Regions from separate parts of the Homo sapiens genome. Here region 1 is linked to region 2. A link is a loop called in an ENCODE intact Hi-C map of the cell type or tissue named here. Cell type or tissue: HepG2. All regions are shown on one strand. Region 1 overlaps RALGPS2 (Ral GEF with PH domain and SH3 binding motif 2). Region 2 holds the start of ANGPTL1 (angiopoietin like 1).

Region 1 (5,000 bases), 75 kb after region 2:
TCCTGACAATTTTTAAGCAAAACTTCTTTCTAAAATTATCAAACCATCCTTTGCTGGCATTAAATTCTCCAGCTTTAGATACTTCACCTTCCTTTTAAGTTGTCATATAATGAGTTTGCTTTTTCTTGAATAATATTTGAGGCTATGGGTATACTTTCTTATAGAAATCCTGGACCCATTTAAAAAGCTGCATTTTCAATACAAGATAAAAGACACAATATTTCACAAAACGTGTGGGGTTTCCATACCTGCTGGTGTATGAAAAGTGATGACTTCACAAATTTCCTTTTTAAAAAAAAAACGAAACACAATGCTCCTTACACTGGATTCATTTATCTTGAAATGGCAGACAACTGCAGCTGCAGACCTTAATCTGTGGTACATTTCAAGCAATTCAACCTGTTCCTGTAATGTCGTAACTTTTCTCTGCTTCTTAGAAGCACTTCCACCACCACTAATGGTATTTCTTATGGGTCTCATGGTATTATTCAAGGTTAGGATATTGCACTAAACACAGTGAGAGATCACATTTTAACGTCATAACACAATTTACTGGAGACAGGAACTGCTCATGTGGAGATAACTGATTAGCATCATCATTTTCAGCAGATACTCTCAACACTTGAGCTCACTGTAATAGCAACGCGAGGTGGTTACAAAATTACTACAATAGAATGGTATGCACTACAGTTAATTTTATGCAGTTATGACTTAATACTGCATCTTTATGTTTCTTAATAGTTCTCTTGACCGCATATGGCAGAACACAAGGTCTTTGTGTGCATAAGTCTTGATAAATATTAACTTTTCTTAATACATTTGGATATATCTCATGGTAGTAAAAGACAAAATAGACTAGTATCTACATATATTTTATACATTCACGCCATCCCTTTTTCTTAATTTTTTTTTATATTTCTAAGCTATGTGGTTTTTTTTTTTTTTTTTTTTACAAATTGTTGGAAATCTTCAAGACAAAATTTCCAAAATATTTATTGAAAAAAATATGTGTATGAGTGGATTCTCACAGTTCAACAAGATGAAGAACAGATTTGTGGCTGCCAGGGTTAAGGCTGGTGAGGAGTAGGAGAGGAGTAATGCGATGGGTGTGACTATAAAGAGGTAGCACAGGGAGAGATCTTTGTGGTGATGCAATAGTTCTGAATCTTGACTGAGGTAGTGGTTAGATAAATCTACATATATGACAAAAATCACAGATTTATACAGACACGTATTATAAAAATATCAATTTCTTGGTTTTGATATTGTACTATAGTTATGTAAGATGTAACTGCTGAGGAAAACTGAATGAAGAGTAAGTAAATGGGACTTTTCTGGACTACTTTTATAACTGCCTATGGGCCTCTAATTATCTCTGTACTATTTTGTTGCAACTTCCTGTGAATCTATTATGTCAAAATAAAAAGTTAAAAAACAGCAATAAAAACAAAACTACATAATGAATTATGAAGCTAAAATTGCACCGGGACTCCCAAGAACTAACCCACTATTTCTTCTTAAACTTTGACATGCATTTATGGTTACCTGGCATTAAAGGAATTTTGCCCTGCCCCACCTCTACCTCTCAAGAGCTGCTAAATTTCTCTGTGATTAAAAAAAAAAAAATTGCTTTTCCCTTTGTCTCTATCTCTTTCTGTTTCAGATTCTAAGATCTTCCTCCAAGTCACACTAGAATACAATCCAGGAAATAAATTATGCCACAGATGCCATCTTGCATATTGACAGTTCAGCCTGGTCAAGAATTAGTCTATACTAAAATATCTCATATGAACATCAAAAGGTTGAAGTAAACTCAACAACTCAAAGGATGCTTTTTTCAAGGGTATGACTTAGGAATAAAACTGTTTTGAGTATACTATGTAAATAAGCCTCCATTTTAGCAAAGGCTAAATGAAATTTAGCAGCCTTGATACCCCTTAAAATTTGTTACAATGGATTTAACTTGCAATTTTAAAATCACGTAGTAAAGAGAAATCTTCAAATAGTAAATCATATATAAAGGCAATTTCTTAACAGTCATTATAAGTGTATTTGAAAGAATATTCATTGATTAATTTTAAACTATGAAACTACTAAGCCCAATTTTCACTTGCATTTATTTTGGAAGCACAGGGAGGGCAAAATCCCACAACTGATGACCACCTACCCTATGAAAGAATTACTGAATTCACAGAAGTCAGAGCTTCCTTATATCTTGTAGGTTTGTTCTGCAAAGAAATTCTTGATCTAAATTTCATCTTGTAGGTTCCAATACTCTTAAAAGGAATGTTCTAAGGGTGATGCTGTAGGGATACCTACAGATAGAAGAGAGAAAAAGCCAATATAGACTAGTATGTAGATAAGAGACTGAGGGAAGAAAAGAAAAAGCGATGGAATCTGTAAATGACTGGAAGCAGGGAGAGGGCAATGGGGCTGGGAGATCCTAACAAAGAGAAGATAATTATTGCTGAGACATCTCTGTGCTCAAAAGAGGACAGCTTTAGAGGAATACGGCATATCCATTAGCATTCAGCCTAATATGGTTATCTACAAAGAAGTCTCAGTCACACATGAAGTGCTCACTACTATTCCTATATCTTAACCCACAATATAAACTTTAAAACTAACTCCTAGGTATTAAGATATATATATATAAACCCTTCTATTTTCTAATGTACTCACATCCTCTTTTCTCTTCCTTCCTCCCAATATGTTAAAGCTGTCCGTATAATGAGATCACAGATACAGGCAGGAGCTTTCTTTTCCTATCTCTGATGTCATATACACCTACACTACCAAACAACACTTTTCTTCTCTACCTTCCTTAATCCTAATCTAAGCCTTATCTTATTATATATTAAAGAAGTTCACAGTGATGAACAGCAGTAATACAAACTGACAAAACAGCGGCAACTCGCTTCTAACACAGCAATTGGTTTATTCTGGTCTGTATAGCAGAACAATTTCAAGTCTACAAGTCTTCTTTGCTTTCTTCAAATCTCTCATTATATTTATTAATTGTTTATATTTTAATTTTAAGGCAAATGATTAATTTTCATTAAAACAAGGATAGAATTATGATATTCCTGATGCTGGAACTTTGGATGTTTCCAAGATTATATTATCTTGACATACACTAGAAGGTTTGCACAGAGAAGCTTTTTCTATATACTGTCGGAAATATCTCAATTGTTAAATTTTTCAGAAATATTTTAATAAGATACAGTCCAGGTGTGGTGGCTACACCTGTAATCCAGCACTTTGGGAGGCTGAGGTGGGTGGATCACCTTAGGTCAGGTGTTCGAGACAAGCCTGGCCAACATGGTGAAACCCCATCTCTACTAAAAATACAAAAATTAGCCAGGTGTGGTGGTAGCACACCTGTTATCCCAGCTACTCAGGAGGCTGAGGCAGAAGAACCACTTGAACCCGGGAGGCAGAGGTTGCAGTGAGACAAGATCGCACCACTGCACTCTAGCCTGGGCAACAGAGTAAGACTTTGTCTCAAAAAACAAACAAACAAACAAGAAATATTTTAATTAATAAGATTCAGAATTATCTATTACATACTTTCCCTCATTTAACCAACATTCTTCCTTGATCCCTAGTAAATCCTAGTGATCCCAGTTATATAGAGGGGCTTATTATTTTTTGAATTTAATATCTGTTTGTTGATATAATCTAAATGTCTGACTTAATGTATTGATCTACGAGGATAAATAGAGTATAAAACTTTCTTCTTTGCTTTTTTTTTTTTGAGACAGAGTCTCACTCCATCACCCAGGCTGGAGTGCAGTGGCGCAATCTCGGCTCACTGCAACCTCTGCCTCCCTGGTTCAAGCGATTCTTGTGTATCAGCCTCCCGAGTAGCTGGAATTACAGGCATGCACCACCATGCTTGGCTAATTTTTGTATTTTTAGTAGAGATGGGGTTTTTCCATGTTGGCCAGGCTGGTCTTGAACTCCTAGCCTCAAGTGATCCACCTGGCTCAGCCTTCCAATGTGCTGAGATTACAGGCGTTAGCCACCACGCCCAGCCTAAAACATTCTTTGAATGCTCTATATGTCAGACTTTCAGATATATCCTGTCACTTTATGAATACTTGAGACCCTCATAAAAGAGGCAAACAGTATCCAATGTAATAACTACAGCACAAATTTCAAGCACAGTTGATCCCCTACTTAAGGCTTATTAAAAGCACCAGAGAATTGCTACTGGAAAGAAAACCGCACTGCAAACCACCTTTTTGTCATAACTCACCTTGTGCTTAGTAACAGAAAGTTCATTCTGAAGAGAAACCCTATTAGTGTAATCAATGTAGCAATGCCTTCTGAAGAAATACAAGCTTTATAGAACATCCGATAATTTATAATAGACAAAAATCTAAAACAAAAATCCTCTAAATGTAATAACATGGAAAAACCTTCAGAATACAGTCAAGCTTCTGCAACATGAAAGAACTCACACTGGAGAGAAGCCCTATAAATAAATGTGTAAGAGCCTTCTAAAAGAAAACAATCTAAGCCAGGTGTGGTGGCTCACACCTGTAATCCCAGCACTTTGGGAGGCCAAGGCAGCTCACTTTAGGTCAGGAGTTTGAGCCCAGCCTGGCCAACATGGTGAAACCCTGTCTCTACCAAAAAATACAAAAATTAGCTGGGTGTGGTGGCATGCGCCTGTAGTCCCAGCTACTCTGGAGGCTGAAGCATGAGAATCACTTGAACCCAGGAAGCAGAGGTTGCAGTGAACCGAGATCACATCACTGCTCCCCAGCCTGGGCAACAGTGTGAGATCATGTCTCAAAAAAAGAAAAGGGAAAGAAGGGAAAGGGAAGGGAAAAGAAAACAAACCTTCATGATCAAAAGAGAAATCATATTGAGGAGAACTATGTATATAAGAAATATGGGAAAACTTTAATAAGTGCTGAGCTTTGACTGAATACCAAAAATCATTACTAGAAATTAATGAAACTACAGAATCCTTTGGCAAAACTTCTGCC
Region 2 (5,000 bases):
TTTCTAAGACTTGTCCACGCTGTTAAATGCTGCTGTAATTCCTTATAATGAGAACAAGCTAATGTGTGACAATTGTAACTCATCCATTTTATTTGATAGACTTTTGAGTTACTCCCATCCCACCCCCAACCATGTTGCTATAGACATTCTTATACACATCTCCCAGTACACATGTACAAAATTTCTTCAGGATATACAAACATGCCTAGGAGCAAAACTGCCAAGTGCTAAAGTATATTAATATTCAACTTTACAAGATGGTGTCACATTATTTTTCAAAGCTGTATCAATTCATACTCCCACTCACGGTATATAAGCTTCTGTTGATCCACATTTGTGCTAACAATTGGTATTATCCATCTCAATTTTGCCAATCTTCTGAGTATAAAATGGTATCTCTCTGTGTCTTAATTTTTATTTCCTTGATTAGTAATAAGGTTAAACGTATATATTTCTATGTAATAAATGTTTCTGTTCATTTTTTCTTTTGGGTTGTCTTTTTCTTATGGATTTCTAATTTCTTAATGTATTGTGGACACTAATTTGTCAGTTAAATTTTATCTAGTCACCCTTCAACACACTAAATAATCTGAAATCTGTATGTATCACTTATTTTGGCAATGGCATTAATAACTTTCTCATTCTAAGTCTTAAAACATCTCTCTTGGTCTCCCCTCCCTATGTAATGTCTCTGCAGTATTGTAACCATTCTCGTCTAGTTCTCAGGTTTTCCCTACCTTGAACTTTCGTATCTTCCCCCTAAGCCCCCACCATTCTTCTTTTTCCTCATGTTTCTTGTAAGCTGGTTTCCTGGAAATTGGTATCATGGTCTGTCATTAACCTTCCTTTACATTCTACATGTACTTTCTCTAGTATCTTAGTTCCATAGCTTTAGCTACTACCTAATTGCTGGTGACTTTCAAATCTCTCCATATAACTGAGCTCCTGACTTTCATTTTCAATTTAACATATCTAACCATAATCTGTCCCTAAATACCTGTCATTCCAATTTCCTACCCTGGCTAGTGATATTACTAAGTGCTCAAGTTAGAAAGCTCCAAACTGCTGAAAGTTTAAAAGCTCAGAAAGAATTTATTATCTCTTATTTTTCCCAGATTTAAGCCATTAGTGACTACAACATAATTACTGAATGCTCAAGAAACGATACATAATACAAATCAGAGGCCAGAAGCTGGCAGCACATCTGTCCCAATGTTTTTTAAAATCAGGAAGTATTACAGGAAAAATCTAAATGGCTCTTTTTTCCTGAATAATGGGAAGATCTGGCAACACTGTCTCATAATCCTTCATGGCCACAAGCACAGCTGAGAAGGTGCAGGCAGATCCCTTTAAATTAACCAAAAGGATGCCAACTTGCCATAAACTTCATTTCCCTCCAGTATCTTACTACTGATTTACTTCACTGATTTATATTACCTGCTCCATTCTTCTTGTGAGCATTTGCCTTTCTAGGCCCTTGTGTTTGCAACCTCTGGTATACCTATATATGGCATAGGAATTCAAATAAATGATTCTGTGAAAGAGGTAGAAAATAAGCTCAGACTTTAAATAAAGGATGTGGATCAACAGTGTGGCCTAACAGAAAGAGAAACACAGCACAAGCTACAGCAATAAGGAAGGGAAAGCACAGGTATGTAGAGAAAGCCCAAAAGTTTTATCTAGAAGCAGCTTACAGCAACTAGGTAATCAATGACAGAGAGTGTGGCATAATGCTTTGGCATTAGATTCAAATCCCAGTTCCACTACTTAGTACTTAAGTGCTAAGCTAAGTTACTTAAGCCTAAGTTTGTGTTTCTTCAGCTACTGAGTTATTTAACATTTCTTCAATTAATGAAATACAATAGTATAGTTGTACTCAACACTTATTCATTTCTTCCACCACCTTATTTCATAGCAGAAGAACCTTGCCAGAGGCAGGTAAAGTGATTTGTCTAAGTTCACATAGCTGGCATAGAGTCAGAGCTTCCTTGTTTTTTACTCAGTTCAGGGTTATGTTTGTTTTTAAACCACACCACATCAATTAATAACAAGAATGACCTTTTACAGAGAGGAGAGGTCATTTTGTAGAATAGGAGGATATGACATTATGTAACACCAGAATGTAATATTTAAAAGTCTTAAGCATCTGAAAGAATTTCACTTATGTTTGGTAATTATATATAAAGGCTGTTTTATCTTAAGACACATTACACAGTAAGACATAACATACTACAACAACATCAAGTTTCTTGTAAGTTTAAAACCTTCATTAGCAACTTAGTAAAATGTTTACAAATTCTTCTAGGCTATAAAGAGTATTTATTACATTATTTAGGTGGCTGCCTCCTGACAAAGTCTAGCTCTTGTTCTTTGTTAACAAAAACCAAACTCATCAGCCTGCAACTACTTCTAAGTGAAGTGGAGCACTATTTTTTTTTTCGGTATTCAACTTAAAAGATCTCTGGCCAGCAGACTAAAATGTTTGTTTTATAATTGCCCGCTGAACTATGATAGTTTGTTTCCAGATGGTGCCCTTCCTTCAACCTGCACACAATCTCTCCTTGTTCAAAACTATTCAACCTCCTGCTGATCCCACCCCCCTATTTAAGGCTACAAAGAGGAAATCCTAAGGAGATTCCCGCCCCCAGTCTCCAGCAATTTTTGGTGATGTAATATGTGGGCTGAACTTGAGTCTACTGAGAAAGAGGGAATCACTATTCAGGGGTACTGTATATACAATCTGGGTCAGCTGCAGCTGGTTACTGCATTTCTCCATGTGGCAGACAGAGCAAAGCCACAACGCTTTCTCTGCTGGATTAAAGACGGCCCACAGACCAGAACTTCCACTATACTACTTAAAATTACATAGGTGGCTTGTCAAATTCAATTGATTAGTATTGTAAAAGGAAAAAGAAGTTCCTTCTTACAGCTTGGATTCAACGGTCCAAAACAAAAATGCAGCTGCCATTAAAGTCACAGATGAACAAACTTCTACACTGATTTTTAAAATCAAGAATAAGGGCAGCAAGTTTCTGGATTCACTGAATCAACAGACACAAAAAGGTATTTAATATTTCTTTTATTTAAAAATATTATGTATAGCAAATGCATAACTATTTTATATTTGTAGTAGAAATTTCAGAATCTTTTACTAAACAAAGACCTTTGGAATATACTACAGTTTATCTCATCTGAAAAAGGTTTTATCTTGCAACTTGACATAAAAACATTAAGTACTGTGCAATGGTTAATGCATTATTTGAGGTTCAATTTAATGATGTTTAGTGTATATGATTACAGACTGATACATGCATGCCATGCTGGGTTTCTGAAAACAAGTGCTTTAGTGACAGTAGAAAGAAATTTTAACAAGTAACAGATTAAATGTATAAGGCTTACAGCACAATGATTAAAAACAAAGGAATACAAACTAAATAGTCGTGAACACAATTAGTTTCTCTTCCTGCAGCCACAGTGTGTGTGCTGAAGATATACATAAACTGTTGGATTTCTCAGTGTAGTCATAAAACAAAGCTAAGATACAAAAATAGTTGAAAGTCTTTGCAACAAAATCTCAATTACAGTATAACCAAATATTAAGCAGAAATTCTTGTACAGATTTAAGATTAATCTATGGCATTTCTTGTTCCAACTCAAAATTTTAAATAGCTTTCCAGGCTTACATGTAATAGTAATTTAATTTGGATGACAGAAATTAAACTTGCTACAAATGGAATCACTTGGAAAAGCTAAGTTATTGATATACACACAAAAGCATTATGTAAGTGGTATTAACAATAGAAAATAAGAACCCAGAAGATGTAATTAAATTCATGACTAAAAGGCCAAAAATATGTAATATTTTAGGTAGAAATAATTTTGTTAAGCACACATAAGAGGTTTCCTTCAATATTCTATCTGGGAGCTTTTTTTACATGCATTATAAAAACTATTAAAGATAAAATTACTCGTTACCAATAGTATGCCTTAAACCAAAGACACTTAAGTTTGTTAGATTTGGGGCTCCTTTAGCCTTGTAAAAATTAAAGATATTAATGGTTAAGAATCTTGAACAAGCAAATAATGGTAAAGCTAAAATTTTTTCCAACTTTGCTTTTGTGTCCTTTCCTTAAAGATTTAAAACTGTAAATGCTGGCAGGATTTCTGTTAAACACATATTTTACAAGAAATTCTAACAAAATTTCCAAGCAACAGTGGATCTGAAATACTGTCATCTCTCTTTTTTGTTGTTGCATGCTATGGGAAGTGCAGGACTTCATTAAGCCTCAGTTCTTACTGACGCTGTCTTAAGGCAGGCATTTAATCTGAACCCCAAATTACACAGATAACTATTTATCCTTTTCTTAAATATATCCAGGGGATTAGATTGTTCTCAAGTCTCTTCCCAGAACATATTTCACAATCTAGAAATTCTTTATCTAACATATCCTGAATGCTTCATAAATTTAACTTCATTGCCTCATGCTGTTTTCAGTGCATGACACAGCCAGTTAAATGCCTCTGTGAGTTTACCATCTGAAAGGAGGCAAATCCTGACTTTCGTTTCTTCTCTCTACTAGCTGGCAATATAGCAACTATGAAGAGAAAAGCTACTAATAAAATTAACCCAACGCATAGAAGACTTTTTTTTCTCTTCTAAAAACAACTAAGTAAAGACTTAAATTTAAACGTAAGTATTCTATAACTAATTTATAACATTCTCTTGGGGCCTAGGAAAATTTTAACATATACAGAAAGTTTTATGAGGTAACATAGATTTATGGATCTTTTGCTTCAAAACTGAACATATGTGAGAAAATATTAAATAAGAGAATGTTTTCAGAAAACATAACAGTAAATGTATTTTTAAAACCAGTTCTTTACTCCTGACGTAGCTAGTCTACTACTTAAGAAATGTGGCTCCTTGCCCTGCTTTAAGTGACAGTGAAGCCAATACTTTTGTATTTATTAAAAAAAAATTATATTTATTTAAAAACTAA

The links. A loop is a pair of places that touch in the nucleus more often than their neighbours do. Peaks named below come from ENCODE experiments on the same cell type or tissue, not always from the same donor. Only the 100,000 strongest peaks of a DNase experiment are listed, where the experiment ranks them.
Region 1: it touches region 2 in a loop (6-fold over the local background); 3 of 110 quality-filtered maps call a loop at or near these places.

What each region holds. Positions count from the first base shown.
Region 1 is chr1:178,793,937-178,798,936 of GRCh38, reverse strand. The region is part of intron 4 of RALGPS2 (Ral GEF with PH domain and SH3 binding motif 2); the gene reads right to left. LOC124904462 (a long non-coding RNA gene) reads left to right here. Exons shown (of 3, transcript XR_007066749.1): 3 at 1,664-1,750. Among named protein-coding and RNA genes, the nearest start is that of RALGPS2-AS1, 70 kb to the right of the region's middle. In HepG2, no CTCF peak of the experiment used is centred here; no DNase peak of the experiment used is centred here.
Region 2 is chr1:178,868,804-178,873,803 of GRCh38, reverse strand. The region is part of intron 8 of RALGPS2 (Ral GEF with PH domain and SH3 binding motif 2); the gene reads right to left. ANGPTL1 (angiopoietin like 1) reads left to right here and starts at 2,727. Exons shown (of 6, transcript NM_004673.4): 1 at 2,727-3,063; 2 at 4,581-4,690. In HepG2, no CTCF peak of the experiment used is centred here; DNase peaks (open chromatin) are centred at 2,023 and 2,613; H3K4me3 peaks cover 2,707 bases.